Regions from separate parts of the Homo sapiens genome. Here region 2 is linked to region 1. A link is an interaction called in ENCODE POLR2A ChIA-PET data of the cell type or tissue named here. Cell type or tissue: Panc1. All regions are shown on one strand.

The links. Peaks named below come from ENCODE experiments on the same cell type or tissue, not always from the same donor. Only the 100,000 strongest peaks of a DNase experiment are listed, where the experiment ranks them.
Region 2: POLR2A ChIA-PET joins it to region 1 with 12 read pairs; 15 of 35 experiments call an interaction of 5 or more read pairs at or near these places.

What each region holds. Positions count from the first base shown.
Region 1 is chr1:28,416,290-28,418,789 of GRCh38, reverse strand. The region is part of intron 2 of PHACTR4 (phosphatase and actin regulator 4); the gene reads right to left. Among named protein-coding and RNA genes, the nearest start is that of PHACTR4, 48 kb to the right of the region's middle. RefSeq lists a silencer at 1,278-1,337. In Panc1, no CTCF peak of the experiment used is centred here; a DNase peak (open chromatin) is centred at 1,259; H3K27ac peaks cover 1,485 bases.
Region 2 is chr1:28,637,978-28,640,477 of GRCh38, reverse strand. All of the region lies in intron 1 of TAF12 (TATA-box binding protein associated factor 12), which reads left to right. Among named protein-coding and RNA genes, the nearest start is that of TAF12, 3.8 kb to the left of the region's middle. In Panc1, no CTCF peak of the experiment used is centred here; no DNase peak of the experiment used is centred here.

The sequences.
Region 1 (2,500 bases):
TAGTAGAGACAGGTTTCCACCATATTAGCCAGGCTGGTCTCGAACTCCTGACCTCAGGTGATCCACTGCCTCAGCCTCCCAAAGTCCTGAGATTACAGGTGTGAGCCATTGCACCTGGCCTTAAAATTTTCTCCTTTATGCCATATTTTCTCATTTTTCTCAAAGAAATATATATTGTTTTTGTAATAAGAAAAAATAATGATTTGTTGGATTTAATCTACATGTAATTTATATAGACTTTCTACAGCTGTATTAAGTGGAATAGAACAAATGTATTTGTTTGTTTGTTTTGTTTTGTTTTTTGTTTTTGAGATGGAGTCTTGCTCTGTCACCCAGTCCAGAGTGCAGTGGCGCAATCTTGAGTCACTGCAACCTCTGCCTCCCAGGTTTAGATGTTTCTCCTGCCTCAGCCTCCCAAGTAGCTGGGGTTACAGTTGCCTGCCACCACGCCCAGCTATTATTATTATTATTTTTTTTTTTTGTATTTTTAGTAGAGTCAGGCTTTCGCCATGTTGGGCAGTGTGGTCTCAAACTCCTGACCTCATGTGATCTGCCTGCCTTGGCTTCCCAATGTGCTGGGATAGGCATGAGCCACCACACCCAGCCGGACAAATGTATTTTTCTACTATCTTTGTCAGCATTTATTTATTTAGAGATAGGGCTGTGCTCTGTCCTCCAGGCTGGAGTGCAGTGGCACAATCTCATTTCACTGCAGCCTTGACCTCCTGGACTCAAGCAATCCTCCCACCTGAGCCTCCCAAATAGCTGGGACTATAGATGTGTGCCACCATACCTGGCTAACTTTTTAAAAGATTCTTGTGTCTTTTTTTTTTTTTTTTTTGTAGGGTCTCCCAATGTTGCCTAGGCTGTTCTTGAACTCCTGGGCTCAAGCAATCCTCCCGTATGGGCCTCCCAAAGGACTGAGATTAGAGGCATGAGCCACTATGCCCAGACTGTCAGCTTTTAGTTATCAAGATTTTGCCAACTTTATAAAATAAACAGGTATACTTTCTTTTTCTCTGCTATACTGATTGATATAGCATTATAGAGCTGTCCCCTCTTATCTGTGGTTTCACTTTCTGCAGTTTCAGTTACTTGTGGTTGACTGCAGTCCAAAGATATAATATGGAAAATTTCTAGAAATAAATAACTTGTAAGTTTTAAATCATGTGCCACTCTGAGTATCATGATGAAATCTCATGCCATCCTGCTCTGTCCTGCCCAGGGGTGAATCATCCATCACCTTGTCCAGCATATCCACACCGTATGTGTTCACTGCCTGTTAATCACTTAGCAGCCATCTCAGTTGCCATATCAACTGTGGCGGTATTGCAGTGCTTGTGTTCAAGTAATCTTTGTTTTACTTATTTGTTCTATTTTATTATTAGTTATTGTTATTAAATTCTTACTGTGCCTAATTTATAATCCAAACTTTATCACAGGTACATATGTATGTATGTATATACAGGAAAAAAACAGTACATATTGGGGTTCAGTATTATCCATGATTTCAGGGATCCACTGGCATTCTTGGTCTTGGTATATCCCCCATAAATAAGGAGGGACTACTGCAATCATCTGCTTCATCAACATGAATTAAATTGTCCACAAAACCCCTGGCCTAATCACATTTTAACACTAGTCTACATAGGATTTTTATTTCTTGAGTTCCTTTGGCAAATTATATTTTCCTAGAAAATTACCCATTTCAGGGGGAAGGAAGGGGGGAACAGCAAAAAAAAGAAAAAAAAAAGCAAGAAAGAAAATTACCAGTTTCATCAGGAATTCAACAGGGTGTCAAGGTAATTCAGTGGACAAAGGAGAATATTTCCAACTTTGTACCATATCTAAAAATTAACTCAAAAAGAATCAACAACTTAAAATAAAACCTAATCTTTGGTTAAGCAAAGATTTCTTCAAGAAAACACAAAAATTATGAACTATAAAAGAGAAAATGGATTAAATTGGATTGCATTACTTTAAAAGCCTCTGAAAGCAAATAGACAAGCCACAGGCTGGAAGAAAACATTTGTATGACATATATCATCGTCTGTCCAGGGTGCATGACACATTGATAAGGGCTCAGTTTGCAGCAATAAATTCAGATGGAAACCAGTCCATGCATTTAGTCAACCTATCCCACTTGCTATGATTTTCTAGGAGTAAGACGTAGTCAGAAGTGATAAAAAGTGGTGAGAGGACACAGGCAATAGTCCAGAATGTCAGCATTACTGCCTTTCCAGGCTTCTACTACTACTACTACAGCTCATCTTTTTCTACTGACAGAAAAAATAATTACATAATATCTGTTATTCAGGTTCACAGAATTTGGTGCCTGTGTACTCTGTTTTCCTTAAGATTGGTAATTCTATCTTATGCAGAAAAATTAAAACCACTGGAAGAAACACATACAGATATGTATTGTGTGTTTACTACTGGGCAGTGGGTAGGATGTAACAGTAAAAACATGTTGACCTTTATACCCCTTCAGGAAATAAGA
Region 2 (2,500 bases), 220 kb before region 1:
ACACAGTGACCCAACCCCAGTTACATGTGCCTCTAAAACTTTTTTCTACTCTTCTAAGTGGATTCCTCTCAGTTTGTCCATCAGCAAAATAGAAGTAATCGTTATACAAAACATATAATTGAATGAAAGCATCTCCTCCTTCTTAAGGCTCCTCTAAATGTCAAGGACTATAACATATTAGGGTACTTATGTATTGTGGCATTTGAGAACTAAATTCTGTTTTCACAGAAGCATAGATTATTCAAGATAGAAAAACGGGAACTTTGTAGAGCTTTTCCTTGCAATGTAGAAAGACATTTAATTTTAGATTTAGGAGGCCAAGAAAGACTAATTTGGACTGGGCATGATGGCTCACACCTGTAATCCCAGCACTTTGGGAGGCCAAGGCGGGCGGGTCACCTGAGATCAGGAGTTCGAGACCCGCCTGGCCAACATGGCAAAACCCCGTCTCTACTAAACATACAAAAATTAGCTGGGCATGGTGGCACATGCCTGTAGTCCCAGCTACTCTGGAGGCTGAGGTGGGAGAGAATCACTTGAATCCTGGAGGTGGAGGTTCAATGAGCCGAGATTGTGTCACTGTACTCCAGCCTGGACAACAGAATGAGACTCTGTCTGAAAAAAAAAAAAAGTAATTTGAAAAACAAGGGCTTAAATTTGATTGATTTTCCAGTTAATTATATCATGAACTAGATGTTTGGGGGAATTGGGCTTAGTTAAAACTACTATTTTTTCCCCAGGGTTAGCCTGTACTATTTGCAAGCGCCTATTATATATAAATGATCAAAACTAACTTATACCAACTTATAAGGGAAAGCATACCGATGCCCATGTCACCACTTCAAAGTACTTGATGGTTTAATTAATGATAATTTATTCCTGAGTTAACATCCTTACCTATACTTGCAAAATGTACTTCATTTCATTTGTGGCTCTAGCGTTGACTTATTATAATAGGACTTCAAAATACCCGATCAGAAAATCATTGCATTATAATTAGAGCCGATAGGAACAAAGGACAAAAGGACATATTACCTTTTTTTTTTTTTTTGTGAGACGGAGTTTCGCTCTTTCACTCTTGTTACCCAGGCTGGAGAGCAGTGGTGCAATCTTGGCTCACTCCAACTTTCACCTCCCGGGTTCAAGCGATTCTCCTGCCTCAGCCTCCCATGTAGCTGGGATTACAGGCATGCGCCACCATGCCTGGCTAATTTTTGTATTTTTAGTAGAGACGGGTTTCACCATGTTGGCCAGGCTTGTCTCGAACTCCTGACCTCAGATGATCTGCCTGCCTCGGCCTCCCAGAAGGTGGGAGGTGGAAGTTGCAGTGAGCCGAGATCACACCACTGCACTCCAGCCTGGGCAATAGAGCAAGATTCTGTCTTAAAAAATTAAAATAGGCCAGCCGGGCGTGGTGGCTCACGCCGGTAATCCCAGCACTTTGGGAGGCCGAGGTGGGCGGATCACGAGGTCAGGAGATCGAGACCACGGTGAAACCCCGTCTCTACTAACAATACAAAAAAAATTAGCTGGGCACGGGCGCCTATAGTCGCAGCTACTTGGGAGGCTGAGGCAGGAGAATGGCGTGAACCCGGGAGGTGGAGCTTGCAGTGAGCAGAGATTGTGCCACTGCACTGCAGCCCGGGTGACAGAGCAAGGCTCTGTCTCAAAAAAAAAAAAAAAAAAAAAATAGGCCAGGTGAGGTGGCTCATGCCTGTAATCCTAGCACTTTGGGAGGCTGATGTGGGCAGATCACCTGAGGTCAGGAGTTCGAGACCAGCCTGGCCAACATGGTAAAACCCCGTCTCTACTAAAAATATAAAAATCAGCTGGACATAGTGGCGTGTGCTTATAATCCCGGCTACCTGGGAGGCTAAGGCAGGACAATCGCTGGAACCCGGGAGGCAGAGGCTGCAGTGAGCCGATATTGCGCCACTCCAGCCTGGGTGACAGAGTGAGACTCTGTCTCAAAAAAAAAAAAAAAAATTAGGCCGGGCGCGGTGGCTTATGCCTGTAATCCCAGCACTTTGGGAGGCCGAGGTGGGCGGATCACCTGAGGTTGGGAGTTCGAGACCAGCCTGACCAACATGGAGAAACCCCATCTCTACTAAAAATACAAAATTAGCTGGGCGTGGTGATGCATGCCTGTAATCACAGCTACTCGGGAGGCTGAGGCAGGAGAATCCTTTGAACCTGAGAGGCGGAGGTTGTGGTGAACTGAGATTGCCCCTTTGCACTCCAGCCTGGGTGACAAGAGTGAGACTCTGTCTCAAAAAATAAAATAAAATAAAATAAAATAAAATACAAAAATTAGCTGGATGTGGTGGCAGACGCCTGTAATCCCAGCTACTCAGGAGGCTGAGGCAGGAGAATCACTTGAACCCAGGAGGCAGAGGTTGCAGTGAGCCGAGATTGTGCCACTGCACTCCAGCCTGAGCGACAGAGCGAGACTCCATCTCCAAAAAAATAATAATAATAATTAAACAAAAAATAGGAATGG